Linked DNA regions of Homo sapiens: region 2 is linked to region 1. A link is a loop called in an ENCODE intact Hi-C map of the cell type or tissue named here. Cell type or tissue: PC-3. All regions are shown on one strand. Links, peaks and the distances in the headings refer to the core of each region. The heading gives the core; the rest is flanking DNA.

Evidence for each region. A loop is a pair of places that touch in the nucleus more often than their neighbours do. Peaks named below come from ENCODE experiments on the same cell type or tissue, not always from the same donor. Only the 100,000 strongest peaks of a DNase experiment are listed, where the experiment ranks them.
Region 2: a loop joins it to region 1, with 3 times the contacts of the local background. A loop is called at or near these places in 10 of 110 quality-filtered maps.

Annotation. Positions count from the first base shown.
Region 1 is chr20:34,618,523-34,634,974 of GRCh38, reverse strand. It overlaps PIGU (phosphatidylinositol glycan anchor biosynthesis class U), which reads left to right. Exons shown (of 12, transcript NM_080476.5): 6 at 260-360. Among named protein-coding and RNA genes, the nearest start is that of PIGU, 50 kb to the left of the region's middle. In PC-3, for the core only: no CTCF peak of the experiment used is centred there; a DNase peak (open chromatin) is centred at 6,794; H3K4me3 peaks cover 1,191 bases; H3K27ac peaks cover 1,176 bases.
Region 2 is chr20:34,681,687-34,698,138 of GRCh38, reverse strand. No RefSeq gene overlaps it. Among named protein-coding and RNA genes, the nearest start is that of PIGU, 13 kb to the right of the region's middle. In PC-3, for the core only: no CTCF peak of the experiment used is centred there; a DNase peak (open chromatin) is centred at 8,498.

The DNA of each region.
Region 1 (16,452 bases), core at 3,164-11,163:
GAGTTACAGGATCTCTGTGATGATTAAATACAACAGTTTTCCATATACTCCATAGAACAGAATAGGCAGTCCATGTTCAGTACCTTTTACTTATCAGCCTCAACCCCCACTCTATTCTCTTTTATTTGGGGGAACTCATTTCTGAGAAGCTGCCTTCCTTTGCGTAAGCTTTTAATAAATCTCTTGGAACTTCCTTGCTGTAATGGCGAGGGCTCCTTGGTCAGGATTACTAATGCCAAATATGTTTGTTCTTCCCCAGCTATCTCTTAAATCCTTACACGATTTTGTCTTGTGTTGCCAAGTCTACCTGTGCCATCAACAACACCCTCATTGCTTTCTTCATTTTGACTACGATAAAAGGTAAGGCCCTGAAAGGAGAGTACAAAGGTCAGTCCCTGATTTATGCAAGATTTTGCAACACTTGTGCTGTGGTTTTGTTTTGTTTTTTTTTTAATGCAACACTTAAAAACATTTTTAAAAATTACACAAGTAATACAAGATTATTTAGAAAATGTAGTCATGGCAAGAGAAAAAAATTAAAACATCTTGAAAACTTAACTTCTCAGACAGTGACTGTTAACATAGCTTTACAAAAAAGTTCTAGGCCAGGTGTGGTGGCTCATACCTGTAATCTCAGCACTTTGGGAAGCTGAGGCAGGAAGATCACTTGAGCCCAGAAGATTAAGACCAGCCTGGGGAACATAGCAAGAGCTTGTCTCTGCAAAACATAAAAAAATTAGCCTGGCACAGTGGCATGTACCTGTAGTCCCAACTACTTGGGAGGCTGAGGCAGGAGGATTGCTTGAGCTTGCAAGTTTGAGGCTGCAGTGAGCTGTGATCATGCCACTGCACTCCAGCCTGGGTGACAGAGTAAGACCTTATCTCTTAAAAAAAATTAAAAAAGGTTCTAAAAGGCTTATGATTAGAATAGCAGCCTTCCTCTTTCTTCCCACCCCTAGTTCAACTTCTTTGAAGCAACTACTTTCTGGCTTTTGCTAGTATTCCATATTTCTAAATAAGACCTTATATTATATTTCCTGAATTATAAATTTTAGACATTATTTGTTGCACTCCCATCATGGACAGTGATAAAGATTTAGCTCTTTGGGGCCAGGTGCAGTGGCTCACTCCTATAATCCCAGCACTTGGAGGCCAAGGCGGTTGGATTGCCTGAGATCAGGAGTTTGACCAGTCTTGCCAACATGGTGAAACCCCATCGCTACTAAAAATAGGAAAAAAATTAGCCGGGTGTGGTGGTGTGCACCTGTAATCCCAGCTACTCAGGAGGCTGAGGCAGGGGAATGGTTTGAGCCAGGTAGGTGGAGGTTGCAGTGAGCCGAGATCTCGCCACTGCATTCCAGCCTGGGTGACAGAGCAAGACTCCATCTCAAAAAAAAAAAAAAATTTAGCTCTTTGGTACCAATATCCCCTTTTCCCCTTTGCCTGATTTTCCTGTAGTAGTTACACCATGGTTTCTTGTTTATTTGTTTTGTTTTTTCTTGTTTTGTTTTTGAGACGGGGTCTCACTCTGTCACTCAGGGCTAGAGTGCAGTGGCAGTCATGGCTCACGGAAGCCTTGACCTCCCCAGCTCAGGTGATCCTCCCACTTCAGCCTCCTAAGTAGCTAGGACTACAAGCACCCTCCATCATGCCTGGCTAATTTTTGTATTTTTTATAGAGACAGGGTTTTGCCATGTTGCCCAGGCTGCTGTCGAATTCCTGGACTTAAGCGATCCACCCTCCTTGGCCTCCCAAAGTGCCAGGACTATAAGCATGAACCACCACACCTGGTCAACATCATAGTTTTTATTGAATCAGTATCAGCACCTATATTTTACAACACTGTGTGTGTTATTCCACTGCTGGGCAAAGTAGTAACTATGACTACTTTTTTCTTCCATGTACTACCTTTTATTTTTCCTGGGGTTAATAATTGTCTTTTATTGCTTGTTTGGTTTTTTGCTTAGTTTGTGGGTGCCAATCACTGTTTTATTCCCTGGTTGCTCCACTAGATCTGTCAAGTACCTAACAATGTTCTTTTTTTTTTTTTCTTTTAACAACACTTAAACACATCAAATAGTTTATAGGTTTTATTGTTTTTCTGGAGATTTTTCTCACACATCTTTTATCCTACCCCAGTCTGTCCTGGTTGTTCTCTGGGCCTGGTATAAAGCTGTCATACTGGAACTTAACTTCATAAATCTCCTGTTCTGTATCCCTCCTCTCCTGGAGTTCCTTCTCTTTTTTATTGATTTTTTTCTGTTTTTCTGAAGTACTTTCTCAGTAGTTGTCTAAGAAAGGGTGTATGAAGGCTGGGCGCAGTGGCTTACACCTGTAATCCCAGCACTTTGGGAGGCCAAGGCAGGTAGATCACGAGGTCAGGAGTTCAAGACCAGCCTGGTCAAGATGGTGAAACCCCATCTCTACTAAAAACAAAAAATTAGCTGGGCGTGGTGGTGGGCACCTGTAATCCCAGCTACTTGGGAGGCTGAGGCAGAGAATTGCTTGAACCTGGGAGGCAGAGGTTGCAGTGAGCCAAGATTGTGCCACTGCACTCCAGCATGGGCGACAGAGTGAGACTCCGTCTCAAAAAAAAAAAAAAGGGTATATGAGATATATATTTTGAGTTATTCCATGTCTAAAAAATATCTTTGTTCTGGTTTAGCACCAAATTAATAGTTGGGTAGGATTAAGAATTTTAGACTCGAATAACTTTTCCTTTAGAATTTTGAAGGCATTGCTTCATTGTCTTCTAGTATCTTGGTAGCTATTGAGCAGTTTTATGGTCATGGATATAACCCAGTTTTTTTTTCCTGAAATATTTAATATCTTCTGGCCAGGCACAGTGGCTCAAGCCTGTAATCCTAGCACTTTGGGAGGCTGAAGCAGGAGGATCTCTTGAGCCTAGGAATTTGAGACCAGCCTGGGCAACGTAGTGAGACCTCATCTTTACAAAAAATAAGCAAAATTAGCCAGGTGTGGTGGCACGTGCCTATAGTCCTAGCTACTTGGGTGGCTGAGGCAGGAGGGTCACTTGAGCCCAGGAGGTTAAGGCTACATTGAGCCAAGATAGTGACACTGCACTGTAGCCTGGGCAACAGAGCAAGACCCTGCCTCAAGAAAAGGAGAAGAAAACACGGTGAAACCCCGTCTCTACTAAAAAAAAAAAAAAAAAAAAAAAAAAAAAAATATATATATATATATATATATATATATATATATATATATATATATATATATATATATATATATGGTTAGCCGGACATGGTGGCTGGCACCTGTAGTCCCAGCTACTCAGAAGGCTGAGGCAGGAGAATGGCATGAACCCAGGAGGCGGAGCTTGCAGTGAGTCGAGATCGCGCCACTGCACTCCAACCTGGGCAACAGAGCAAGACTCTGTCTCAAAAAAAAAAAAAGGAGAAGAAAAATTAAGTGTCTTCTTTTTATCCTGAGCGTTTTGAAATTTTATGATGCTATGTCTGGACATGCGTCTTTTTAAATTCATTATGCTGAGCACTTGGTAGGCCCTTTCAATATGGAAACTAGTGTCTTTAGTTCTAGAGGGTGTTCCTGAACAACTTTTCCAAATTCTACCTCTGTTTTCTCTGTCCTCTTGTTTTGGATGTTTATTGGATGTTGGATTTTCTTGATTGATTAAGTTATGCATATTTTATTTTCTATTGTTTTTCCCATCATTTTTACTTACTTTCTCTTACTTTTTCTGGGACATTTCCTTGTTTTTATCTTCCAGCTCCTCTATTGAGTTTTAACTTTTATTTATTACATTTTTATACATTTTTATCTGGTCTCTGGTTGTTTCTTTGAGGCATCCTATTTTTATTTTATCACCACAGTATCCTTTATTACATCTCTGATTATACATATATATTTTCAGTTTCTATTTGTTCCAAGCATAGTCTCTTTGTCTTCCTGGTATTTTTTTTTAATTGTTTGTTTTGGGAGGATTTCTTCCATATGATTTTCTTATATGTATGGTAATCCTTGCTGTTTCTATTTAAGAGTGAGACATGGCCTGGCACAATGACTCACACCCATAATCCCAGCATTTTGGGAGGCTGAGGTGGGAGGATTGCTTGAGGCCAGGAGTTCAAGACCAGCCTGGACAACATAGTGAGACCTCGTCTCTACAAAAAAAGGAATTTAGCCCGGTGTGATGGTACTTGCCTATAGTCCCAGCTACTCAGGAGGCTGAGGCAGAAGGATTGCTTGAGTCTAGGAGTTTGAGGCTGCAGTGAGCTATGATTGTGCCACTGTACTCCAGCTTGGGTGACAGCCATCTGTAAAAAAAATAATAATAATAAAAAAAAATTTTAAATGAAGCACTAACATATTGACTGGAGACTCCGTGCATGGGCAGGGCTTGTTGGTGGATCATTTTCACTGTACAGGGAATCAGGCAGTGGGCTGGCCTCTTTCTTTGGGTCGGGGGCATTTACAAATGTCATCATCTGCAGGTTTTATTTTCCTTTGCAACTATTCAGTTTTCCCAAAGAGGAATCCTCTGAAGTCCTGTCTGGGGTAGCAGAGTTAGGGTTTTTTTGTGGGGTGGAGGGTGCATAAGACTAGCTGCTGGAGTTGTGAGAGCAGGAACAGGGAAGGTGGCTGGTTTCAGTCTGGAGACTTTATTTAATCTCATTGCTTTTCAGCCCACACCTCTCCTCAGCCCACTACTGTGCAAAGTAGTTCCTAGACTTGTGCCCTTAGTTAGCTTTCTCCAGAACTGAGGTCTTCTGCAGGTAGAGTAGAAAGTTAGAGGGATGGGTTATGCGGGAATGGTCATTTGGCTGCACATAGTTGGGGTAACACCTGTTGTTCTCAGTGGTCTGTATATAAACTTTCAACTTGATTTTTTTCTCTATGCCATACCCCCACCTCCCATAGCACCTGATGCACTCTAGTGCTGAATTTCTCAGAAGTTCTGTGGGGTGAGTTGGCTGATTTTTATTAGTAATCCTCTTTGTAGGCCACTGAGCTGTAATTTCTTCCACATCACCAAGTGATTTATTCTTCTCTCACCTGCTTTGTATTTTTTCACTATTGTGTTAAAGTTGGTTTTGCTATAATCTCCCCTTATTTTCTTTGTGATTTAATATGGTTTTAATCTCTTGTTTTCATTTTAATGAGATTTTTGGAGGGAGAGTTGATAAACACATGTGATCAATCTATTATTTTTAACTAAAAGTTCCTCTGTAAGCATTTGGGTTATATATTTCCAGATTTTTCCAACATTTTTCCCTCCAGACTTTTAAATCTTGTATCAATTAGCTAGTACCACAAAAATGTTAATAAACCATTCCAGAATTCAGTAGCTTAAAACAACAACAAGTGTTTACTTAGATCATACATCTGTAAGTCAGCAAGGAGTCAGCTGATCTAGGTTGGACATGGCTTGTCAGTTGGCTGGTTACATGGGCTTCATTTTCACGTCAGTGGCTGGCTGGAGTTGGCTAATCTAGGTTGGGCTCTGCTCCACATGGTTGTCATCCTCTTGGGCCAGGGGACAGACTTAGGTATTTTCTTTTCATAGCAATGGCAGAAGCACAATAGTGAGCAAGCCTAGTCAGGCATGCACTTTTTAAGTTCCTGGTTGCATCACATGTGCTAATATCCCATTGATCAAAATGTAACATATGGCCCGGCATGGTGGCTCACGCCTGTAATCCCAGCACTTTGGGAGGCTTAGGTGGGTGGATCATGAGGTCATGAGGTCAGAAGTTCAAGACTAGCCTAGCCAAGATGGTGAAACCTCATTTCTACTAAAAATACAAAAATTAGCTGGGCGTGGTGACAGGCACCCGTAATCCTAGCTACTTGGGAGGCTGAGGCAGAGAATTGCTTGAACCTGGGAGGCAGAGGTTTCAGTGAGCTGAGACTGTGCCACTGCAATCCAGCCTGGGCGACAGAGCGAGAGTCCATCTCAAAAAAAAAAAAAAAAGTTACACATGGCTGAGCCCAGGGGTGGAGATTTCCATCCTGTTCACAACAGGAAGGCACGGCAAAGTTATACAGCAAAGGGCCTGGACATGGTGGGGGGAAATTGGGGCCAATAATACAACCTACTACATATAACATATATCAATAAATGTCTGATCTATCTTGTTTTTTGAGACAGTCTCGCTCTGTCGCCCAGGTTGGAGTGCAGTGACATGATCTCAGTTCATTGCAACCTCTGCCTCCTGGGTTCAAGTGATTCTTGTGCCTCAACTTCTCAAGTAGCTGGGACTACAGGCACGCACCACCATGCCCGGCTAATTTTTGCATTTTTAGCAGAGACAAGATTTCACCATGTTGGTCAGGCTGGTCTTGAACTCCTGACCTCAAGTGATCTGCCTGCCTTGGCCTCCCAAAGTGCTGGGGTTACAGGTGTGAGCCACTGCGCCCAGTTCTAGTCTATCATTTTTAATGGCTGCATATTCATTTTATGAATATAGAAATTCTTTAACCAATGTATGTATCATTAAATATTTAGGTGATTTTCCAGTTTTTAGCTGTTTAAATATTACAATTAACTTTCTAATGTACAGCAATTTTTGCACTCATATTTAGTTATTTTCTTATAATGTCCTAGAAATAGAAATATTTGCCACTTTTTAACAATTTCTGGAATTAATTTATTGATTTTTTTTCCTTTTTGTGGATAATGGGGTCTCACTGTGTTGCCCAGGCTGGTCTTGAACTCCTGGGCTCAAGCTGTCCTCCCACCTCTACCTCCTTGAGTGCTGATATTACAGGCATGAACCACCACACCCAGTCAGATTTCTGGAATGTATTGCCACATTTATACTCCCATAAGAAGCGTGTAAGAGTCCTTATATTTGTACACTATTGTTAAATAGTTTGTGTACTCAGGAAGTAAAGAGTAAAAAGTTGTACATAGAACCTTTTACTTACAGTTTGCCTACCTTTTCTGGGGTGGCACCCGAGGATGCCTTAGGTCTTTATAAGAGATTGTTTCTCTTGGAATGCTTATGAGTGGTCTTTCTGTAGGCCTATTAGTTTAATTTATTATTGGATTACTTAAAATGGCTAGATATTGCATAGCCTGAATTGTCTTGTTCTGAAGATCGTGGTGGTCATTTTGTCAGAAATAACTCTTAACAGTAAATACTCTGCTGTCTGTGAACTCTCCCTGCCTTAATCCCTGTTTCCAGAGTGTCAGGTTCAGATAGGTTGTCATTTATCAAGGTGTCTGGTGTCCATTAAAATAAACAATATACGCAGCAGCCTGGCAGAAGGGACCAAGTACTGGCCTTTGGAAATGTCATCTTTAAAATAGCCGAGTGCAAAGATAGAGAAACTGAAGACATGCCCTCAGAAGGTGCATGTTTATTTGTTTTCCTAGGAGTCGCTCGTAAAAATGTAAAAGTATGCCATTAAAAAAAAATATTTTATGACCTGTAAGTCAACGAAAAGGTTTTTGTTTGGGGAAGAAAAACATGTAAGTAAGTTATATGTATCTCTTTCACAGCCATGGTTTTTTTTTTGTTCCACAGAGCAAAAAAAATTTTATATCACTCCAGACTTTTGTTTAATGAATTCATAGACATTTTCGTAATGTTATATACATAATTTTGTTTTACTTTTATCACTTATTTCATATGAATCATGTCTGACATTGGTCACATATTTGTCATTTCCTTTAAATTTAAATTTAATTTTGCAAGTAGTTTAAGCATTTGGTAAGAATAAAAGAAATTCAAACCTATAAATTGGAAAGGAAGTCTTTCATCACTCTGCTGCATGTCCACTTCAGTTCCTCTTGCGTATTTGTTATGAGATCCCAGCGCTTCTCTTTTGTTGGACATTTGTTTTCCATTATTTGCTACTATAAATAGAGACCCTCACAAACAACATTTCTAATCTGTTAAAATATTTGAAGAGTTCTATTTTAGCTAGGTCTCTGAACCACTCCAGCTCTTTGAGTATTTTAGTAATCTCTGCTAACAGTATATATAATATAGTTAGTTCAGTTATAACTTCTGCAAGTTATATTTCTACAGTTCACATTTTACCACATAATATTAATAAAATTATTTAATAAAATTAAGGAATAATTTACTTTTTATCCTAAAAAAGAAAATATTTGAGAAAATTCACAAGAAAAGGAATATAAATCACTGAAAATTATGGAAAAATATTCAACTCATGGATAATTAATAAAGAAAAGGCAAATTGAAATTTAAAAACTTTTGAAAGCTTTTTTTGTTTTTTGCCTCTGAAATTGGTAAAGATTTTAGAAGCTAATTCTCAGTTCTGGCAAATGTTCTATCAAATAGATATTCTCCCACATGGAAGTTGGCTGATAAATTTGTACAACCATGGGCAGTCTTAAAATGTTTGGAGTTTTTTTGGCCAGGCGCGGTGGCTCACGCCTGTAATTCCCAGCACTTTGGGATGCCGAGGCAGGTGGATCACCCGAGGTCAGGAGTTCATGACTAGCCTGGCCAACATGGTGAGACCCTGTCTCTACTAAAAATACAAAAATTAGCAGGGCGTGGTGGTGGGCACCTGTAATCCCAACTACTCGGGAGGCTGAGGCAGGAGAATCGCTTGAACCCGGGAGGTGGAGGTTGCAGTGAGCCGAGATCACGCCATTGCACTCCAGCCTGGGCAACAAAAGCGGAGCTCCGTCTCAAAAAAAAAAAAAAAAGTTTGGAGTTTTAAAAAATTTTATTCATTTATTTTTCTAACACTATCCACCTGGGGATAAAATGTTTGTAGTTTTGATTTTTATTCTACTTTTGAGAACCTATCCTAAAGTAATGCAGAAATAAAGACAGAAAGCTTTATGGTACAAAGTTATTAATCGCAGAATTATTTATAATCACTGGAAAAATTAGAAAATACTTTAGAGAGGAGTGGTTAAGTAAAATATGGTTTACCCATGTAGTAGAATATTATGCACATGATATTTAAATATAATTTTAAACTACATGAAAATAAATGTTTTTTTAAACAATGTAAAATTGTGTATGTGTGTATATATATATATATATTATATATATGTATTTTTTTTAATCTAATTTTGTTTTTTGGAGACAGGGTCTTACTCTGTCACCCAGGCCACTCAGGCTGAAGTGCAGTGGCACAGTCATAGCTCACTGTAACTTCACACTCCTAGGCTCAAGTGATCCTCCCACCCCATCCTCCCATGTAGCTGAGACGACAGGCATGCACCACCATGCCTAGTTGGGTTTTTTTCTTTCTTTTTTTCCTTCTTTCTTTCTTTTTTTTTTTTTTTGAGACAGAGTCTTGTTCTGTTGTCCAGGCTGGAGTGCAGTGGTGCAATCTCGGAATTTTAAAGGTTTTTTGTAAAGACCATATCTTGCTCTGTTGTCCAGGCTAGTCTTGAACTCTAAGCCTCAAGCAATCCACCTGCCTCAGCCTTCCAAAGTGCTGGGCTTACAGGTGTGAGCCACTGTGCCCAGCATTTTAATGAATCTCAACTATGTTAAAGCAACAAAAATAGTTAGAAAATAGATCCCAAAAGGATAATACTTGTTCCTGTAGATTAAGTTCATGGGTGAGTTTTATTTCCTTTTCGTATAGATATGTAGTTTTTTTTTTTTTGTTTTTTTTTTTTTTGAGATGGAGTTTTGCTCTTGTTCCCCAGGCTGGAGTGCAATGGCACAATCTCGGCTCACCACAACCTCTGCCTCCCGGGTTCAGGTGATTCTCCTGCCTCAGTTTCCCGAATAGCTGGGATTACAGGCATGCGCCACCACATCCGAATTTTGCATTTTTAGTAGAGACGGGGTTTCTCCATGTTGGTCAGGCTGGTCTTGTACTCCTGACCTCAGGTGATCCACCCGCCTTGGCCTCCCAAAGTGCTGGGATTACATGCGTGAGCCACCACGCCCGGCCTCATATGTTTTTTTTCCAAAGTTTCTTCAGTGAGTACATAATTAAAAACGAAATTAAATTAACTTGATTGATAAGACGATAGGGGCAGTGGAAGTAAACTTAGCAATGCTCCCCAGACTTCCATGGAGCAGATACACCACAGAAGGGAGTGACCTTGTTTGCTTTGTCCCCTTGACTCTTGCTGCTTGCTTTCCCCTGGCTTCCTTTGTGGCAGCCCAGGGTTGCCTGGGACACTCTGAGAGATGCAGGCCAGGACAAGCCTCGGGCCATTGTATTGTGATGTCCTTATTGTAGTGTTGGCTGGGGAACACAGGTCTTTGGGCAGGTTGATATTAGTTTAGTGGAGCAGCTTAAGTTTCGCTTTGAAGGCTGTTGCTTGGGCAAAGTGTACTCTGCCTTTCAGTGAGCTAATTAAAAACTCCTTCCTTGGGAAGTAGTCTTCATTAGGCTTTAAAAAGGAAAACAGACAAACAGATGCTAATAGATGGTCCTGCTTTTTCACCATTGGTGTTTGTCAACAGCGAGATATTCTTGAAGTTTGCCACCTAAGGGTTCTTCCAGCTTTCCTTATGCCACCAAAAAAGGCCATGTGACAGGACTTGCTTGCCAAGGAGAAAGAAGGATCAGTGCTATCAGAAGGTATTCAAGCATGATTAAGAGCCCAGGCTGCTCTCATGTTAGACAGATCTGGTGGCTAATCCCAGCTCCACTGTCTCCTGGCTCTATCACCTTGGGCAAGTCACTTAACAATTCTAAGCCTCAGTTTCCTTATCTGCAGCATGGGGATGAAAGAGTGTCTGCCTTATAGAGTGAATATAAAGAATGAATGGTATGGAGGCGTGTAATAACTGCTCAGATGGTATTGGTTGCTATTTTTAATAGTATCCTCCCTTTTAAAAGATCCCTCAGATCACTCGAGCCCAGGAGTTTGAGTGTAGTGAACTATGACCGCGTCACTGAGCTCCAATCTAGGCAACAGAGTGAGACCATGTAAAAAAAATTAAAAAATAAAAGAGACCTCATGATTGTTAGCATCCTTATAGGCCTTATAGGGAGACCTGGGAGGTTTCAATGAGGTTCTCTTCCTGGAGCCTAGCCTTAGAGGAACAATGGAAGAGTGATGATCCTGAGGCCTGGTGATCCCATCACTTCGAGTTGAGGTTCCTGTAGGCCAAAGCCCTGCCAATGGAAGGAGTCATAGAGGACTCAAGGACTCAGTTTTTGTCAGGTCAACCCAACTTCAAAGCCTGCTTATTCTAATTACCAGCTCTGTAGCCTTGAGCAAATCATGCAGCCTCAAGAGCCTCAGTTTGATCCCAGAATATCTACCTCCTAGAGATAGTGGAGGAATAAATAAGAAATATAAAATGCTTAGCGTGCTTCCTTAGCAGAATCCACTCAATAACTAGTTGCTCTGCCTATTGTTATTTTTATGGTGCTTGATTGAGATCAAGAGGGTGGCCCAGTGATGCAGTCAGAACATGGGGTCTGAAGTAAAACCATTTGGTTTAAATCCTATTGCTCTCATTCACTAGTTTCGTGACCCCAGACAAATAACTTCTCTGTCTTTCAGTTTCATTATCTGTAAAATGGGGACAGTAATTGTACCCACTTCATGGAATTATTGAGAAGACTAAATGGCTTAAGGCAAGTAAAGTGCTTACAGTCATGGCTGGAACAGAGTAAGTGCTCAATAAATTATCATCGTTATCACTGATATGTACGGATTGCTCTGAGAGAGGCTGCCCCGTTAAAAGAACACACTTGGCAAGGAATGTAATACATTGGCCCTGCCCCCAGGATCTCCTCCTCCTCCTGGGCAGTCTCACTTGTTGCCCCACACCCTGGTGCAACTTCCTTTTCTGATAGTCCTGTGGGACCTGAGCCCTTTTGACTACATTCCAGTGCGTTTCTGCCTGTCTTGGTATAGATCATCACCTGTGACCCAATCTCTTTATTCTCTGATTACTCCACTTGAAGTCCCTGTCCTGAACCAGTCCCCATGGCCCCACCTCATTACATTCCTGCTCACTCCTGTAGCTGTGCCACCCACCCAGGCCCAGATCGCTGTGAGGTGCAGTCCCTGGAGGCAAAGTATTACCCCCGGTCTTGCTGAGGCTTTTGGCCCCCACCCTGACACAAATAGAGAGTTAGAAAACATAACATATTCAAAGCTAGATTGAGTAGATAATGAAATTTCCTGATACTACAGCCAATGTACATACACATTTGACTGATTTACTCTAATATCCCTAGGATAAGGCTAAATATCAAGGCTTATATAGAAAGCCTAGTGCCTGTGCATCTGGGCTGCCCTAGCAAATGGTAGGTTATATCATTTTGGGGTAAAACTCTTAGTCCTCTTGGCACAGTTCCTTCTGGTTAGGCCAGCGTGATGCCCTAGCTCTTGCCCACATGAGGCTGCCATTTCAGACATGATTTCAGGTATCCTGTCTGGGCCTGTAGGTAGATGTTTTTGGATGACTGTGCAAGCTTAGCCCTCCGTGATCTGACTCCTACCTGCTTGCTGAGACTTTTTGGATTGTAACTTTTTTTTTGTTTTTGTTTTTTTTGAGACGGACTCTTGCTGTGTCTCCCAGGCTGGAGTGCAGTGGCGTGATCTCGGCTCACTGCAACCTCCACCTCTCAGGTTCAAGAGATTCTCCTGCCTCAGCCTCCCGAATAGCTGGGACTACATGCGCCCGCCACCACATCCGGCTAATTTTTGTATTTTTAGTAGAGATGGGGCTTCACCATATTGGCCAGGCTGGTCTCGAACTCCTGACCTTGTGATCCACCCTCCTCGGCCTCCCAAAGTGCTGAGATTACAGGGGTGAGCCACCACGCCCAGCCGGATTGTAACTTTTTATTGAAGTATGACATATATACGGAAAAATGTATAACTCATTAGTGTACAGATACGTGAATTTTCACGAAACGTTGAGTAACCAGCACCCAGATTAAGGAAGAGTGGTACCAGCATCCACGGGAGCCCCTTTTGTGTTCTCTTTCCTGTCACTCCTCCCAGCTCTTGCCCTGTTTTGGCTATATTGAGCTAATTACAGTACACACAGCCCCACCCCAGCACACCATTCTCTCTTGCCCTCCAACCTGTGCACAGCCTTGGACTGCCCAGCCTCACCTACTCATTGTTCAAAACTCAGGTGTCAGCTTCCCCTGATGGGCTAGGTCTGCTTCCTTTGTACTTTCCTCCTGTATTTTGTAATTGTTTACTGGGAGCTCCCTGAGGACAGAGACTATCTGAGTCACCAGGTTTCCTGGCACCCATCACACTCTTCGTATAGAGCAAACTCCAGAAATGTTTGCTTATTGCACAGTTTGTTTAAAATATTTGAAGTCACTTCTCACTTTCCTTGATCTTCTCTGACTCTGCCCCAAGCACATATCATTCCTCCTCTGCCTTCCTAACTCCTTTTTACCCCTTCAAGCTTTTTTCAAAACACATAGCCCTTTCTGAGTCTCCTGCCTGCCTCCATACTCACCCTCACTTTTGCTCCGGCTGTGCGTCCGCCCTGTCCACACCTGTCCCAGCATCCCACACTCAGACTTCCCACACACCAACCTACTGACTGTTGCAGCACTGTGTTTCTGCCCCCAGACTGCAGGCCTCAGCCATGCAATAGTTTACTCCACAGAGAGCATTCTCTGTGCCAGCCCTCTGCCACAACAAACCCTCAACCACTATTCTTCAGGCTCTGCTTTATTTGAGTTAGATTTATTTTGTGCTTTGCCTGTGTTCATGACTCTGTGTATTACACTTCATAAGTTTTTCTTCCTCAAGAACATTGGTTTCCTTTAATATTCTCATATTTTTAAAAAGGATTTCATATGTATTGCTGAATGATATTCATTCATTCATTTCTTCATTTGTTCATTTATCACATGTGCCAGGAACTGTACTAGGTGCTGGAGAGCCAAAGTTAAGATAAATGTGTTGCCCTTGAGAAACTCACAGAGAAATGGGGAGAGAGAGAAACATATGCAGATTATTATAAGATAGCATCAGTATTAGGCTTATTAACACAGGGATTAAGAGTGGGTACCGGAGTCAGCTATGTGGTTTTGGTCACATTACTGAAGCTTTCTGTTTCTGTCTTGATTTCTTGACCTGTAAAATGGGTAGAATGTGTGGTTTTTATCTCAGTAAAGCTGTTCTAAGAAGCAGAAATAGAGCTTTCACAGGGCTGTTGTGATGTTTCCTGAGGACCTTTTTGAGTCAGGAACTGTTTTTTTTGTTTTTTTTTTTTTGTTTTTTTTTTGTTTTTTTTTAGGTGGAGTCTTGCTGTGTCGCGTGCAGTGGCGCGATCTCGGCTCACTGCAAGCTCTGCCTCCCGGGTTCACGCCATTCTCCTGCCTCAGCCTCCCGAGTAGCTGGGACTATAGGCTCCCACCACCATGCCCGGCTAATTTTTTGTATTTTTAGTAGAAACAGGGTTTCACCGTGTTAGTCAGGATGGTCTCGATCTCCCGACCTCGTGATCCGCCCGCCTCAGCCTCCCAAAGTGCTGGGATTACAGGCATGAGCCACCGCGCCTGTCCAAGTCAGGAACTGTTCTTGATGCAGAGGATACAGTACAGTGCCTGGCACCTAGCAAGTGATCCATAAATGTCAACTATAATCAACGGTTGTTACCACCTTTGCTTGGGCTCATAGACAAAGTGACCTTTCACCTGGCTATCAAACGAATGCTTTCTACTAGAAAGCGGGCAGAGAAGGATGGCTTGGGCAGAAGGAATAGCCTAAGAACAGACACAGAAGAATGAAACAGCATGATGTTTTCAGAAATTGGGAATAGTCCAGTGTAGCTGGAGGACAGGGCGTGTGTGGAAGAGTGGTGAGAGGTGAAACTGGAGAAATGAGACCCAGTGGTGAAGGGTCTTGTTTGCTGTTGGAGTTTAGACTTAACCTGATAGATGAAATGGAACCATCAGAAGTCTTTAAAGACTGGCTAGCCACAATCTAAACTGTTTTAGAAGGTTCCTTTGGTGCTTCTGTAGATGGACTTGGATGGGAGGTGGTTGGGAGACCGCTAAGGAGGAGGGGGAAAAGCTGCTGGAGAGAGATGACAAGAGCAAGAACTGAAAGGATAAATGCTCCAGGGGTGGATCCACAGGGCTTGGTGACTGGTGGAAGGAAGAACATGGGAGCTGAAGGGTGAAGGGTTGCCAGGGTATCTGGCTAGATGTTGATGCCAGTTACTGACAAAGAATAGCAGGAGGAACAGATTTTTCCTTCCCAAAGACTACTTCAGTCTATGGAAGGAAGACTGCTTCTTCCTGATCCTAGGAGCAAGTATTCTAAAACTCACAAGTCCATTTGGCTAGGCTGTGAGCCTCTTTTTCTCTCTTGGGCCTCATAAACAGTCAGTTTCAGACAAGCAATTATTAACCTCAGGCAATTAGGGCAAGAGATGGCTGTGTTGATTTCACTCCTTGTGTCTCCTCTGGGAGAGACAGGAGAAAGTCATGTGTTTGTTTTCACCATGCTATAGGAATGGATGGAGTTGGAGCATTAGCCTCCATCCTCTAGTAACAGACACATGGGCCTCTTCTCTCGCCTGCTTTCAATCCGTAGAGAACCAGGTTAAGTTAAAAAGTTATTTTCAGTGTTTTCCCTCTCTTGGCCAGTTTCCCACCAAAAAATCATTCAGATTTTTGACCCAATCAAAGAATCAATCCCTAGCCCACCCTAGCTGTTGGGCTCCAGAACAGCACCTTTCCTACTACTGCCACTGCCCTATCCCAGAGTGACCTGGTTCTGAGTTTAGAGTCTGTGGCTCAGCAGATGTGTGCTTGCCACTGCTGGTGTCACAGCTTAGCTGGGCGTGATCCTGTTCCTACACAGTCATATTTATGAGTACCCTGGATACAGGACATCATGACTGGCACTGTCAATATGGCGAGACAGCCCCCCTTCCCATAGAATTCTGTCCTATTACTTCTAGCTTCTCTCTTTCTCTGCCTCCCTTCTACTTTCTGTCAACTAGGGTTGTTCTAGCTGGTGAGTTTCCTTGGTTTGAAGAATAAAGCACACAAAGTTCTTTTCTCTCCACTCTCTCGTCTGTGACATTGTCACATTTATAACCGTCTGTCCTCCAAGGTAGTTTTTAGATGTTTCAAGTATACAGACCACTTTGGTGGTGAAAGATCTCATCAATAATCTCTTCCTGTTTGTCTCTAGAGCTGGATTAGCAGAGGGGTAAAACTCCTTGGACTGGAGTGACTAGTTCCTCCTTTTATGAAACACCATTGAGAGGATGTGTTATTTTTATTTTTTTATTTGAAACAGGGTCTTACTCTGTCACCCAGGCTGGAGTGCAGTGGTTCAGTCTTAGCTCACTGCAGCCTCAACCTCTAGGGCTTAAGTGATCCTCCCACCTCAGCCTCCTAAGTAGCTGGGACCACAGGTGTGTAACACCACACCCAGCTTATTTTTTTATTTTTATTTTTGTAGAGATGGGGTTTTACTATGTTGCCCAAGCTAGTCTGTAACTCCTGGGTTCAAACAGTCCTCCCACCTTTGCCTTTCAAAGTGCTGGGATTACA
Region 2 (16,452 bases), core at 3,617-11,616, 63 kb before region 1:
ACCACTCTACTAGGAGCAGATAAATTTCCCGAAGCTTAGACCACTTCCCTCTCCAACTCAGAGCTCTTCCTTGGCTCCCTCCCACTTCCAGGCTGAATTCACACTGCTGGCCGGGCACCCTTTCATGGTACTGGGTACACAGTAAGCATCCAGTAAATTCTGACTGGAGGGATAAGCAAAACTGTGTTCACCTACTCTTTCAGCGTTCTCTGTACACACGCACACACACACCCTTCACAAATAAACCACCAGCTTTCCTGCTTCCAAGATTTGGCTCTTGCAGTTTTCTCCATGTAGGGAACCCTGTCCCTCACTCATCTAATCTCACTGTGTCTAGACCCTGTCTATTCGTTAGAACTAATGTAGGCTTGGTGTGGTGGCTCAAACCTGGAATCCCAGCACTTTGGGAGGCAGTGGATGCCCTGGGGTCAGGAGTTCGAGACTAGCCTGGCCAACATGGTGAAAACCCGTCTCTACTAAAAACACAAAAATTAGCTGGGCGTGGTGGTGTGCACCTGTAATCCCAGCTACTTGGGAGGCTGAGGCAGGACAATCACTTGAACCTGGGAGGCAGAGGTTGTAGTGAGCCGAGATCACGCCACTGCACTCCAGCCTGGATGACAGAGCAAGACTCTGTCTCAAAATAAATAAATAAATAAAATTTAAAAATTTTTAAAAAAAGAACAAATGTAAACAGCAGCTTATATTTATTGATTGTTTTTCTATGTGCCTGTAACCCTCCAAGATGGGCATCGTTGTTTTCCCAGCTTTACAAATAAGGAAATTGAGGCTCAGGCTGCTTGAAGAAATTGCCCACAATCACAGAGCTAAATAATTGGTGCATGTTTCAAAAATGTATAGTATTTTTACCTAACAGAATCATTTTTTCCAGCAGCTGGTGCTCCCATGAAGGACCAAATGCTATGTGTGGAGAGGGCCACAAGAGGAGGACCCAAGAGGGACCTCTACAAGCTGAGAGTTGAGAGTGGTCCCCTGCCAACAGAAAGTGAGAAAACAGGGCCTTGCTAATATGGTCACAAGAAAATGAATTCTTCCAACATCCAGAGGGAGCTTGGAAGTTGATCTTTCTCTAGTCAAGCCTCCATATGAGGACACACCTGGCCAACACCTTGATTTCAGACTTGTGGGATCCCAAGCAGAGAACCCAGATGTGCCTAGACTTCTGACTTAGAGAATTGTGAGCTAATAAACAGGTGCTGTCATGAGCCCCTAGGTCTGTGGAGGTTTTGTTTGTTACACAGCAATAGAAAATCGATACACGCAGGCTTCACGCCTGTAATCCCAGAACTTTGGGAAGTCAAGGTAGGAGGATTGTTTGAGGCCAGGAATTCAAGACCAGCCTGGACAACATAGTGGGACCCCTTCTATACAAATAGTTTTTAAAAAATTATCCAAGCCTGTGCCACCATGCCTGGCTAATTTATTTTTCTTTCTCTCTCTCTCTCTCTCCCCCTCCCTCCCTTCCTTTCTCTCTCTCTCTCTCTCTCTCTCTCTCTCTCTCTCTCTCTCTCTCTCTTTGTTGCTCAGGCTGGTCTTGAATTCCTGGGCTCAAGCAGTCCTCCCACTTTGGCCTCCTGAAGTGCTGGGATTACGGGTGTGAGCCACTGCACCTGGCCTTCACTTTTTTTATTTTTTAGAGATGGGGTCTCTGACACCCAGGCTAGAGTGCAGTGGTGTAATCGTGGCTCACTGCAGCCTCGAACTCCTGGGCTCAAGCAATCTTCCTGCCTCAGCCTCCTGAGTAGCTGGGACTACAGCACACACCTCCATGCCCAGCTAATTTTTAAAATTTTGTGTACAGACCGCGTCTCACTATGTTGCCCAATTCCTGGTCTCAAGTGATCTTCCTGCCTTGATCTCCCAAAGTGCTAGGATTATAGGCGTAAGCCACCACAGCTGGCCTGCCCATCACTTTTTAAGGAGAGCTCTGTCTTGTCTGCCTTTCTAGGCTTTTGAGATATGGAACTGAGATAACAGGGTAACAGGGACAGGATGGAGAGGTGAGAGGAAAAAAAGAAAAAAAGCGAGGCCTGAGGGAAAGGGCCTAGGGGTACAGTTTTTGATGAAGAGTAACAGGTTTGGTGAGTGAAGGCCACTGAAAGGCAGTGGTGGGATATGAGAGATTGGTGAGAACCAAAGGGATCTTAAGGAGTGGTTGGCATAGATCGGAGGCCCTTTGATTTTTTTTTTTTTTTTTTTTGAGACGGAGTCTCGCTCTGTCGCCCAGGCTGGAGTGCAGTGGCGCGATCTCGGCTCACTGCAAGCTCCGCCTCTCGGGTTCACGCCATTCTGCCTCAGCCTCCGGAGTAGCTGGGACTGCAGGCGCCGGCCGCCACCACGACCTGCTAATTTTTTTTGGCATTTTTAGTAGAAACGGGGTTTCACCATGTTAGCCAGGATGGTCTCAATCTCCTGACCTCGTGATCCGCCTGCCTCGGCCTCCCAAAGTGCTGGGATTACAGGTGTGAGCCACCGCGCCCGGCCGATTTTTTTTTTTTTTTTTTTTTTTTTTTTTGAGAAAGAGTCTTGCTGTGTTACCCAAGTGCAATCTCGGCTCACTGCAACCTCTGCCTCCTGGGCCCGAGCAATTCTTTGTTCCTCAGCCTGCTGAGTATATGGGACTATGGGCATAAGCCACCATGCCCGGCTAATTTTTGTATTTTTAGTAGAGATGGGGTTTCACCATGTTGCCCAGGCTGGTCTCAAACTCCCAGGCTCCAGAGATCCAATTGTCTCAGACTCCCAAAGTGATGGGGATTACAGAGAGATTAAATCTCTTTTTTTTTCTTTAATTAGAGATGAGGGTCTCACTATGTTGCCCAGGCTGGACTTGAACTCCTGGGCTCAAGTGGTACTCCAGCCTCAGCCTCTTGAGTAGCTGGGACTACAGGCTTTTCATGTAATATCTCATTACAGCCTCACAACAGTCCTATAAAGGAGCTACTCTTATCTCCATCTTGCAGATTTGGAAACTGAGGCACAGACAGGTTATTTGTCAAAGGTTCAACAGCTGCTAAGTGACAGATACGAATCTGTCAGCCTGCAGCCTGGCTCCAGTGCCCACATTCTTTTTTTTTTTTTTTTTTTTGAGACGGAGTCCTGCTCTGTCACCCAGGCTGGAGTGCAGTGGTGCGGTCTTGGCCCTGGGTTCATGCCATTCTCCTGTCTCAGCCTCTGCAGCAGCTGGGACTACAGGTGCACGCCGCCACACCCAGCTAATTTTTTTGTATTTTTAGTAGAGACGGGGTTTCACCATGTTAGCCAGGATGGTCTCAATCTCCTGACCTTGTGATCTGCCCACATTGGCCTCCCAAAGTGCTGGGATTACAGGCGTGAGCCACTGGGCCTGGCCTTTTTTTTTTTTTTTTAAGATGAGGTCTCACTCTGTTGCCCAGGCTGGAGTGCGGTGGTGCAATCACAGCTCACTGAAGCCTCAACCTCCTGGGCTCAAGCAATCCTTCCACCTCTGCCTCCCCATTAGCTGGGACTACATGCATGCACCACCATGCCTGTCTAATTTTTGTTGCTGTTGTTGTGTATAGAGACGGGGTCTCCCTATATTGCCTATGTTGGTCTTGAGCTCCTGGGCTCAAGCAATCCTCCTGCCTGGGCCTCCCAAAGTGTTAGGATTACAGGCATGAGCCACAGTGCCCAGCCTCAGTGCCACGTTCTTAAGCCCTTTGTAGCATTGCCTATCAACATGACTGAAGAGTGATAGCAAGGCCTTTCTGCCTCAGGATCTCTTCTCCACCGGTGCTAGGAATTCCATCATTATTGTGTGTTTCCTCATAGTTAAGCATCGTCCTTTTTAGATGCCTCCTAAAATACAATTAATGTAGGAACATTAAATCCCTGCACATCTAGTTGATGGGTTTTTCAGATGCCTCCTCTCCACTGAATGAGATGAGACAGAAATATAAATTGGGGTATGAGGAAAAAGGTAGTGGAGTATCAAAGGGAAAGAATATTCCAAGTAACTGCCAAAATCTATAAAAAAAAAAAAAAAGGGCAAGCCGGGCACGGTGGCTCACACCTGTAATCCCAGCACTTTGGGAGGCTGAGGCGGGTGGATCACGAGGTCAGGAGATCGAGACCAGCCTGGCTAACACAGTGAAACCCCATCTCTACTAAAAATACAAAAAATTAGCTGGGCATGGTGGCGGGCGCCTGTAGTCCCAGCTACTCGGGAGGCTGAAGCAGGAGAATGGGGTGAACCTGGGAGGCGGAGCTTGCAGTGAGCTGAGACCGCGCCACTGCACTCCAGCCTGGGTGACAGAGCAGACTCCGTCTCAAAAAAAGAAAAAAAAGCCGGGCTTCGTAGGAGAACAAAGAGGTGAGAGGCCAGAGGCAGATGTTCCATGTTTCCTGGGCTGGCTCTGCCCAACCTGACATCGATGGGGCTTCTGGAGATACAACCCAATAGTTAATCTGTGCTGCTTCTCAGCCCAGCCCAGAACACTGGTGACAGGGAGCCAAGTGGGTAAGAGGTGACAAGAGAGGCTCTCTGGAATGATGCCAGGAGTAGCCCCGGTGCCTCCACTGAGCCAGGCTGTCCTTGGGGAAGGCAGTGGGACAAAGAGCACAACATGAATACTTCCCTCAGAAGGAGGAGAGTCAGCCTCATTCCTTTGCCAGGCTGTGGTTGTGTTCCATCCACCTGAAGCCTACTTTTAAAGATTAAAATGGATTTTAAATGATGTAACAGGCTGGGCACTGTGGCTCACGCCTGTAATCCCAGCAGTTTGGGAGGCCGAGGTGGGCAAATCACTTGAGGTCAGGAGTTTGAAACCAGCCAGCTGCCTGGCCAACATGGCAAAACCCCATCTCTACTAAAAATACAAATATTAGCTGGGTGTAGTGGCAGGTGCCTGTGATCTCAGCTACTCGGGAGGCTGAGGCAGGAGAATCACTTGAACCCAGGAGGCAGAGGTTGCAACGAGCCGAGATCGTGCCACTGCACTCCAGCCTGGGCAACAGAGCTAGACGCCATCTCAAAAAAAAAAAGTAACAATTAACAGAAAGATTATATAAAAATCTAAGCAAGGCTAGGCATGGTGGTTCATACCTGTGATCCCAGCTCTATGGGAGGCTGAGGCAGGAAGACTGCTTGAGCCCAGGAATTCAAGACCAGCCTGAGCAACATGATGAGACCCCTGTCTCTACAAAAAATAAAAATAAAAATAAAAGCGACATGTGATGACATGCATTTGTAGTCCCAGCTATTCCAGAGGCTGAGGTAGGAGGATTGCTGGAGCCTGGAAGGTTCAGGCTGCAGTGAGCCATGATTGCACCACTGTACTGCAGCCTGGATGACATCTCAAAACAAATAAACAAAAAACTCCAAAACAAACAAACACAAAACCCCAAAGCAAACAAACAAAAAAAGCAAAGCAAGACCCTGTATGTTAAAAAACAACAACAACAACAACAACAACAACAGGCCGGGCGCGGTGGCTCACGCCTGTAATCCCAGCACTTTGGGAGGCTGAGGCGGGTGGATCAGGAGGTCAGGAGATCAAGACCATCCTGGCCAACATGGTGAAACTCTATCTCTACTAAAATGAAAAAATTTAGCCGGGCTTAGTGGCACACGCCTGTAGTCCCAGCTACTTGGGAGGCTGAGGTAGGGGAATCGCTTGAACCTGGGAAGCGGAGGTTGCAGTGAGCCGAGATTCTGCCACTGCACTCCAGCCTGGAGACAGAGCAAGACCCCGTCTCAAAACGGACAAACAAACAAAAAACCCCAACAACAACAAAAAGATAAAGTCAAGGTCACCCTTGACCACCCTTTGTTATCCAGTCCCAGAAAACTTCTGCCACTGCCACCAGTCTGAAGTGTATCCTTCTTTTCTTTTTCTACACAACATGTGTATGTACATATAGAAAGTGTTTTGTACAGCTTGTTTTGCTTCCAGTTTTACAATTATGGTTTAACATTTTTTACTTCCTTACTTAATTGTAAGGAAATAGTTCAAAATTACAAAGCTTCAATAGGGAGTACAGCGTTTGCAGGTGTCCTTCCCTTCCCAGTTCCCAATTATTGGTCTCCTTCCTGGAGGTAACCAATTCCAGTTCCCTGTGATTCCTTCCAGAGGAATTCTATGCATTTCAAATCCAATGCAGAGTGAGCATGTTGGCTCATGCCTGTAATCCTAGCACTTTGGGAGGCTGAAGCGAGAGCATCACTTGAGCCCAGGAGTTCAAGACCAGCCTGGGCAACATGGTGAAACCCTGTTGTTACAAAACATACAAAAATTAGCTGGGCGTGGTGGTGTAGCCCTGTGGTCCCAGCTACTCAGGAGGCTCAGGTGGGAGGATTGCTTGAGCCCAGGAGGTTGAGGCTGCAGTGAGCCATGATTGCACCACTGCACTCCAGCCTGGGTGACAGAGTGAGATGTGAGATGCTGTCTCAAAAAATTAATAATAAAATAATAAAATCCAACATATAATACATGTATTTTTCATAAACATAGAGACACTATTCTGCACCTTGTTTTTTCATCACTTCATACTCTATCTTGCAGACCTTTCCATATCGATATGGAGAGCAGCCTCATTCTATTTCAAACCTGCATAGTATCCCATCAAATAGATGCACTCTATATATCCAGTCTCATAAGGAGAAAAAGTTTGTTTCCAATATTTTGTTATTACAATGTGGCAATTAATATTTTTACCCATTATTTTGCATATTTATTTGTAATATAAATATCTATTAGTGGGGATTAGTCAGTTGAGGTTATTTTAAAAGTTTAAATAGCATTTTAAAAGTTGACTTAGGCTGGGCACGGTGACTCACACCTATAATCCCAGCACTTTGGGAGGCCAAGGCAGATGGATCACCTGAGGTCAGGAGTTCATGACCAGCCTGGCCAACATGGCGAAACCCCTTCTCTATTAAAAATACAAAAATTAGCTGGCCGTGGTGGCACACACCTATATTCCCAGCTACTCGGGAGGCTGAGGCAGGAGAATTGCTTGAACCCGGGAGTGGAGGTTAAAGTGAGCCAAGATCACGCCACTGCACTCCAGCCTGGGTGACAGAGCAAGACTCCATCTCAAAAAAAAAAAAAAAAAAGGTGACTGATATTACCAAATAGCCTCCATGATGTACCAATTTACACTGCTTATAGGTTTGTCTGTTTTCTTGATATTATACACTCTGTCTTACAGACTCACAGCAACATGTCTTGGAATTCCACTTATGTCAATATACATAGATCTACCTTATTAAAAAAAAAAAACATGCCGGGCATAGTGGCTCACACCTGTAATCCCAGCACTTTGGGAGGCTGAGGCAGCTGGATCACCTGAAGTCAGGAGTTTGAGACAAGACTGGCCAACATAGCGAAACCCCATCTCTACTAAAAGTAAAAAAATTAGCTGGGCGTGGTGGCAGGCGCCTGCAATCCCAGCTACTCAGGAGGCTGAGGCAGGAGAATCACTTGAACCCGGGAGGCAGAGATTGCAATGAGCCGGAATCGCGCCACAGCACTCCAGCCTGGGTGACAAGAGCGAGACTCCATCTCAAAAAAAAAAACCAAAAAAAAACATAGGCCAGGTGTGGTGGCTCACGCATGTAATCCCAACACTTTGGGAGGCCTAGGTTGGAGGATCTCTTGAGCCCAGGAGTTTGAGACCAGCCTGGGCAATATAGTGAGACCTCATCTCTACAAAAATAAAAAGTAATTAGCCAAGTGTGGTAGTGTGCACCTGTAGTCCCAGCTACTTGGGAGGCTAAGGTGGGAAGATCCTTTGAGCCCAGAAGGTTGAAGCTGCAGTAAGCCGTGATGGCGCCACTGCAGTCTAGTCTGGGCAACAGAGTGAGACCCTGTCTCAAAAAAACAAAAATAAAAGGCTCACAGTTTTCCACTGTATGACTTGACTTTAGAGAATTTATTTAGTTATTCTTATTGACAGACATTTGGGTGGTTTTCAATTGTTTGCTGCCACAAATAATGCTACAGTGACTATCCTTGGATATACAGAATAGTTTCAGAGAAGTGAACTGCAAGATTGATAGGTATGTACATTTCAAATTTAACAGATGCTGTCAAATTACTCTCCCAAAATGCTGTACCACTTTAGACTTCCACCCTAAGATGAGCCTTAGGGTGTCATCTGGAACTGGCCCGTGTGCTTCCCTCTGAGTCAAAGCTCAAAGTCTCAGTTATTACTGGGATGTCTAGGCCTTGAGCCCCCTTCTGCAGAATCTGGATGGACAAGCTAAGTATTGGGAAGGTTGTACATAAATGAGGGGCAGGCTGTCCCCCATTAGCCCGGTGGTCACTCAGGTCACACACCCTCTCTAAAGGAAAGAGGCCACCTTGGGAGAAAGTGAGCTCCCCATCATTAGAAGTGACCAAGTGGAGGTTCAGTATCAACAAACGCACTGAGCATTTACTTTGTGCCAGATCTTGGGCCTGGTGTTTTGTCCCAGAGATGAGTCAGCCTTAGTTCCTGACCTCCCAGAGCTTGACACTCATGGAGAAAATAGACAAGTAAACAGACAGTTGTACTAAATACTGAGTTGGACTTCCTTTTCTGACAATATCAGGAACTTCCTGCTACACAACCCAAGGAGATGCTGGAAATAAAAACAACAAACATCCTTTAAAAGGCACAACTGAATCTGCAATAGCTTGTGTTTTTAAAGAAACATTTGGGGAGTTGAAGCTTTGGGCTTATATGAAATTAGAGGTTGCAACTGAGACCCTTGATAAATCTAGGACCCTTGAAGGGCTACACCCACAGTGAAAGAACAAACTAGGGGAAAAACCAACACCTACTAGCGAAGGGAGACAAAAAGGATGTGTCCATCTTGACCTGGTCTTTGGGTAAGAGGGAAAATAATCTCCTGAGAATTTGAAACCACATGCCTACCCTCCATGAGTCTGGCGTTCACATTTGCATCACCTGCATGGCTGGGAATCTCGAAGCTGAGAAATTAATATAAAAAGCGACCCACTCTGAAATGATCTCTCAGATGCCTGGAAGAAATAAATGTAAATCCTCTCTGGAGTGGCTGCTTCTGCCTTGCTCCCCACAACCCCACTGCAGGCTACACAAGATTCCTATATATAAACTAATTGATTGGAAGTCAACTGTACTGTTTAATACTAAAAGAACATGATCTTCTTCAATAGGCAGAAACGTACCGGCATAGCCATACTACATCTACAAAATGTCAGTATCAAGCAGCAGCTTCAAATCCAAAACGGTGAATAAAGTGAAATGGTAGTTGGCGTAGAAGGCAGCAGGAAAGTTGAGCCAATGATGATGTGAAGTCTATAAAACCCTGTGGCTATAAAGAATGTTGAGCTGTACACTCCGTCGGAGATAGTAAAGATTGTTGCAAAGTATTCTGAGGCCCGTAGGAGTGTGAAGTAAATGACTAAGGCAACTGTAATAGATAATGCTTGGAGTATATGCTTTCTTTTTGTTTCTTTTGAGACAGAGTCTCGCTCTGTCACCCAGGCTGGAGTACAGTGGCACGATCTCAGCTCACTGCAACCTGTGCCTCCTGGGTTCAAGTGATTCTCATGCCTCAGCCTCCCGAGTAGCTAGGATTGCAAGCATGCCACCAGGCCCAGCTAATTTTTGTATTTTCAGTAGAGACAGGGCTTCACCATGTTAGCTGCCACAATGAATGCTACAGTGACTATCCTTGGATATACAGAATAGTTTTCAGAGAAGTCAACTGCAAGATTGATAGGTATGTACATTTCAAATTTAACAGATGCTGTCAAGTTACTCTCCCAAAGTGCTGTACCACTTTAGACTTCCACCCTAAGATGAGCCTTAGGGTGTCATCTGGAACTCGCCCTTGTGCTTCCCTCTGAGTCAAAGCTCAAAGTCTCAGTTATCATTGGGATGTCTAAGCCCTGAGCCTGATCTTGAACTCCTGACCTCAAGCGATCCACCCGCCTCAGCCTCCCAAAGTGCTGGGATTACAGGCGTGAGCCACCGTGCCCGGCCTCAGAATTATGGTTCTTAAATTAAGTGCAATGGAAAGCCAATGAAGAGTTTTAAGAAAGGAATTAGAGATATTCATTCATTCATTCATTTGCACATTCATTCATTCATTCAGCAAATCTTTGAGTTCCCCTTTTTTTTTTTGTTTGAGGCGGAGTCTCGCTCTGTCGCCAGGCTGGAGTGCAGTGGCACAATCTCGGCCCACTGCAACCTCCACCTCCCGGATTCAAGAAATTTTCCTGCCTCAGCCTCCCGAGTAGCTGGGACTACAGGCGCATGCCACCACGCCCAGCTAATTTTTGTATTTTTAGTAGAGACAGGGTTTCACCATGTTGGCAGGATGGTCTCCATCTCTTGACCTCATGATCCGCCCACCTCGGCCTCCCAAAGTGCTGGGATTACAGGCATGAGCCACTGTGCCCAGCCATCTTTGAGTTTCTAATGGATGTCAGGGAAAGGGGGAATGGATACCAGGAAGCAACAAGCAAACCTATCTCCTTTCTCAGAGCAGAGAAATGTGTGTATATTTGGGGGATGGGGATGAGAGGCCTGGATGCACAGTTGTAGGGAGTGTGGCTCCTGGGGAGTGAGAGGGATTCAGAGAAAGAAAGTTGGAGGTGCAAGAGCCTATCTACAGCTTTCCAGTTTTAGGCCAAGTTTACATTTTGGTCTTGTTGCTACAGGATAGCTTTTACAATAGTGGGTATTTGTGAGTAGGGGACAGGAAGGAAGGGTTTCAGAAATCTGTCCTCAGGGCGTTATGTAAATCCAAATCCTTCTTTTGGGCCCTTACAATACTTGGGTCTCAGATTGAGGAGGGAGCTGGTATATGGGTCTCCCAGTGGGCCTCACGGGAGACTCCAGCCCAGGACCAGGAGGCCGTTAGTATAAAAGGCCGATAGTGAGAACCCTGGTTTCTGGGCCAAGTGCCACTATTGACTTGCTGTGTGATCCTGGGCCTGGCACTGCTCCTCTGGGCTTTATTTTTCCCAATCTGTACAATGAACTGGATCAGGCCCTTTTTACTTTTGCGACCTCAAAGAAGCCTTTAATGACCTTTTCGTACATGCTACTGACTTCCACACCCACCCACGTGGTTGTTACTGTTTGTTTTTAAATTTTTATGTAGTTTATTGTCTTCTGGTAAAAAATCCGCAGTCACACAGATCAGGCCTTTGCTGTGTCTTTTTAAAAATTTTTTTTGAGACAGGGTCTCACTCTGTCGCCCAGGCTGGAGTACAGTGTGGCACGATCATGGCTCACTGCAGCCTCGACCCTCCAGGCTCAAGTGATCCTCCCACTTAAGCCTCCCAAGTAGCTGGGACCACAGGTGTGCACCACCACACCTGGCTAGTTTTTTTTTTTTGTTTTGTTTTTTTTTTTTTGGTAGAGATGTGGTTTTGAAATGTTGGCCAGGCTGGTCTCAAACTCCTGGGCTGAAGCAATCCTCCTGCCTCAGCCTCCCAAAGTGCTGTGACTACAGGCATGAATCACCATGCCCAGCCTTAGAGGCATATTTTCTTTTCTTTTCTTTTCTTTTTTTTTTTTTTTTTGAGACAGAGTTTCACACTGTTTACCCAGGCTAGAGTGCAGTGGCGTGATTTTGGCTCACTGCAACCTCCACCTTCCAGTTTCAAGCGATTCTCCTGCCTCAGCCTCCCAAGTAGCTGGGATTGCAGGCGCCTGCCACCATGCCCGGCTAATTTTTGTATTTTTAGTAGAGATGGTGTTTCACCATGTTGGCCAGGCTGGTCTTGAACTCCTGACCTCGTGATCTACCCACCTGGGCCTCCCAAAGTGCTGGGATTACAGGCGTGAGCCACCGTGCCTGGCCAGAGGCATATTTTTAAACTTTAAATGATGATTATGTTCCAACTCAACTTGAAACCCTTCCGTGCACTTCCCATTTCTCTTAGAATAAAAATCCAACTTAGCACCATAGTCCACCAAGGCCATCTGGCCCTTGCCTGCTTCTCCAGTCTCACATCTTGCTCGTATCACTCCGACTACATTGGCCTCCCTCATTACAAGCTGTTTGTAACCTCCATCCCCTCCTTCCAATACATACCACTGCCAACTCTTTACATCAATGGCTCCTTCCCATCCTTTGGGTGTCAGCTGAAATATCACCTCTTCAGAAAGGCTTTTCTTGACCATCCAATATACAGTAGGTCCTCCATTATTCATTATCATTCTTCCTGGTCTTTTGCCCTCACAATCCCTACTTATTTTGGTGTGGTCACAGTCCCTAATTATTTTGTTTGCTTACTTCTATTTTGTATGACTCCCTGCTAGACTATAAACCACAGTACAGGGAGGCCTGGGTCTGTCTTTGTCATCACTATTATTATTAGCAGGTTCACAAACCTAGATGGTAAAGCCTACTACGCACCTAAGCTATATGGTATAGCCTATTGCTTGCAGGCCACAAACCTGTACAGCATGTTACTATACTGGATACTACAGGCAATTGTAACACAGTGGTAAGTATTTGTGTATCTAAACATATGGAAACATAGAAAAGATAACAAATTAAGCCACGATGTTATGATGGCTACAACATCAGTAGGCAAGAGGAATTTTTCAGCTCCACTATAATCGTAGGGGACCACTGTGGTATATGCAGTCCAACGTTGACCAAAATGTCTTTATGCAGCACAGGACTGTACCCTTTCGCCTTCCTCGAACTGACTTCATCCAATTGCCTTTAGGGTGTGCTGTCCTCAGGCGAATATGGTAAATTCATCATCTGACTTCTCACAGATACACTTTTCTGGCTGATTAAGATTGGGCACAAGACCTAATCTTAATCAATCTTGCGCTTTTTCCAAGAATGCTGATTCTTGAATGGAAAGATGCAAGGTCATTAAAAACTGATTGCAATTCACTCATTCCAGTGGTTACTTAGTATCTTAGCACCTCAATTTCTTCCTCTCTAGGTAACCCACATATCACAGGAATCTCTGGTGTCACAGGAAAAAAACAAAACAAAACACCATGATTGCTCCTTTATTATCTCCTTCCTTTCTATTCCCTACCCTTCCTTCTCAGCTACAACAAGAAAGCACCCCAATCCAACCCAACACAACCCAACCCAACCCAACGCAACCCAACCCAACACAACCCAATCCAACACAACCCAAATTCTTCTCATTTTCTCAGGCAGAGCAGCTTGACCACAGTATCTAGAGCTAACAGACAGATCCTGGTTCTGCCACTTACTAGCCATGTGACCTTAGGCAAGTTACTAAACCTCTTTGTGCCTCTGTTTCCTCATTGGTGATGGAGAAATAATAGATAGCACTTGTAACGGTACATGTACTAAATGAGATAATATGTGTAAAGCACTTAAAACAGTACTTAGCACCTAGTAAGCACTCAATATTTGCTAGTTATCATTACTATATTCATCTTTTTTTGTGTAAGCTACTGGACACCTACGCCTTCAGGGTTATTTTTTTGTTTCCCAAGGTATGGCTTCTGAATCACAAACATTAGAATTACCTGGAGAGATTAAGAATGTAGATTCCTGGGCTCCACACCAGGCCTAGTCTCTAGGTCAGAACTAGAAAATTTACACTTCAAAAATCTAGGCTGGTCATGCCAGTAATCCCAGCACTTTGGGAGACTGAGGCAGGAGGATCGCTTGAGCCCAGGCGTTCAAGACCAGCCTGGGCAACATAGCAAGATCCCATCTCTATTTATGAAAAATAAAAATAAATAAAATAAAAAATACATCTCCCCCGTGATTCTGATGCTTACTAATTTTTTTTTTTAAGATGAGGTTTCACTCTTGTTGTCCAGGCTGCAGTACAAATGGCGTGATCTCAGCTCACCGCAACTTCTGCCTCCCGGGTTGAAGCAATTCTCCTGCCTCAGCTTCCCAAGTAGCTGGGATTACAGGCATGCGCCACCACACCCAGATAATTTTGTATTTTTAGTAGAGATAGCGTTTCTCCATGTTGGTCAGGCTGGTCTTGAACTCCTGACCTCAGGTGATCCACCCCCGCCCTCAGCCTCCCAAAGTGCTGGGATTACAGGCATGAGCCACCGCACCCAGCTGAAACTCCGTACCTATTGGCAGTCATTTCCCATTCCCTACTCCCCCAGTCACCACCCCCAGCCCTAGGCAAGCACTAATCTACTTTCTGCCTCTATAAATTTGACTCTTCTGGACATTTCTCTCTTTTTTAATATTTTTTGAGGAAGAGTCTCACTGTCACCCAGGCTAGAGGGCAGTGGCCACAAACACGGCTCACTGCAGCCTCTACCTCCTAGGCTCAAGTGATCCTCCTGTCTCAGCCTCCTGAGTAGCTAGGACCACAGGTGCCTGCCACCATTCCTGGCTAATGTTTTACTTTTTTTTTTTTTTTTTTTTTTTTGAGGTGGATTCTTGCTCTGTTGCCCAGGCTGGAGTGCAGTGGCGTAGTCTCGCTCACTGCAACCTCTGTCTCCTGGGTTCAAAGTGATTCTCCCGCCTCAGTCTCCTGAGTAGCTGGGATTACAGGCACATGCCACCACACCCGGCTAATTTTTGTATTTTTAGTAGAGATGAGGCTTTGCCATGTTGGTCAGGCTGGTCTCGAACTCCTGACCTCAGGTGACGCACCCACCTTGGCCTCCCAAAGTGCTGGGATTATAGGGGTGAGCCACCGCACCTGGCCATGTTTTACTTTTTTATAGAGACGGAGTCTCCCCTATATTGCTCAGGCTGGTATCAAACTTTGGGGCTCAAGCAATCCTCCCGCCTCAGTTTCTCAAAGTGCTGGGATTACAGGCATGCGCCACCACGCCCACCCATGGACATTTAATATAAATGGAATTACATAGCATGTGGTCTTTTGTGACTGGCTTATTTCATTTAGCATAATGTCTTCAAGGTTCATCTATGTTGCAGCATGGATAACTACTTCATTTTTTTTTATTGTCCAGTTATATTCCATTGTAGGTATACCACATCTTGCTTATCCATTCATTTGGGTTATTTCCACTTCTTGGTTTTATGAATGAGCTATGAACATTTGTGCATAATTTTTTTTGTGGACATACGTTTACATTTCTCTCAGATATATAGCTAGGTGTTGAGTTGGTGGGTCATAAGGCAATTCTGTTTAACATCTTGATGAAATACCAACCTGTTTTCCAAAGTGGATACAATATTTTATGTTCCCACCTGCCATGTATAAAAGCTCTAATTTCTCCACTTCCTTGTCAACACTTGTTACTGTCAGTTTTATTTTTATTTTATTTTTTGAGATGGAGTCTTGCTCTGTCACCCAGGCTGGAGTGCAGTGGTGTGATCTCGGCTCACTGAAACCTCTGCCCCCTGGGTTCAAGCAATTCTCCTGCCTCAGCCTCCTTAGTAGCTGGGCTTACAGGCGTGTGCTACCATGCCTAGCTAATTTTTGTATTTTTTGTAGAGACGGGGTTTCAACATGTTGGCCAGGCTGGTCTTGAACTCCTGACCTCAAATGAACTGCCCGCCTTGGCCTCCCAAAAGTGCTAGGATTACAGGCATGAGCCATCGCGCCTGGTCTACTGTCAGTCTTTTATTATAGCTATCCTATTGAGTTTGAAATGGTATCGCATTGTGGTTTTGATATGCATTTCCCTAATAACTAATAATGTCGAGCATCTTTTTACATGCTTATTGGCCATTTGTGTATCTTCTTTGGTGATATGTCTATTCAATTCCTTTCTCCATTTGGGTATTTGTCTTTTATTACTGTCTTTTTATTACTGAGTTGTAACAGTTCTTTAAACATTCTGGATAAGTCCCTACTCAAATATATAATTTGCAGATAATTTTCTCCCATTCTGTGGGTTTTCTTTTTTCTTTTTTGAAGGGGTCTCACTCTGTTGCTCAGGCTGGAGTACAGTGGCACAATCTTGGCTCACTGCAACCTCCGCCTCCTAGGCTCAAGCAGTCCTCCCACCTCAGCCTCCCGAGTAGCTGGGACTACAGGTGCATGCCATCATGCCTGGCTCATTTTTGTATTTATTTTTTCTTTTTTTTAAATAGAGATGGAGTTTCGCCATGTTGCCCAGGTTGGTCTCCAAATCCTGAGCTCAAGCAATCCACCCACCTTGGTCTCTCAAAGTGTTGGGATTACAGGTGTGAACCACTGTGCCTGGCTTTTTTTTTTTTAATTTTTTGTAGAGATGGGGGTCTTATCATGTTGCTCAGGCTGGACTTGAACTCCTGGGCTCAAGTAATCCTCCCACCTCAGCCTCCCAAAGTGCTGGGACTACAGGCCTGAGCCAGTTTTCATTTCTCTTTTTTAAATTTTTTTTTCTTTGAGATGGAGTCTCACTCTGTTGCCCAGGCTAGAGTACAGTGGCATGATCTCAGCTCACCGCAACCTCCACCCCCCAGGTTGAAGCGATTCTCCCACCTCAGCCTCCCAAGTAGCTGGGATTACGGGTGCCTGCCACTGCGACTGGCTAACTTTTGTA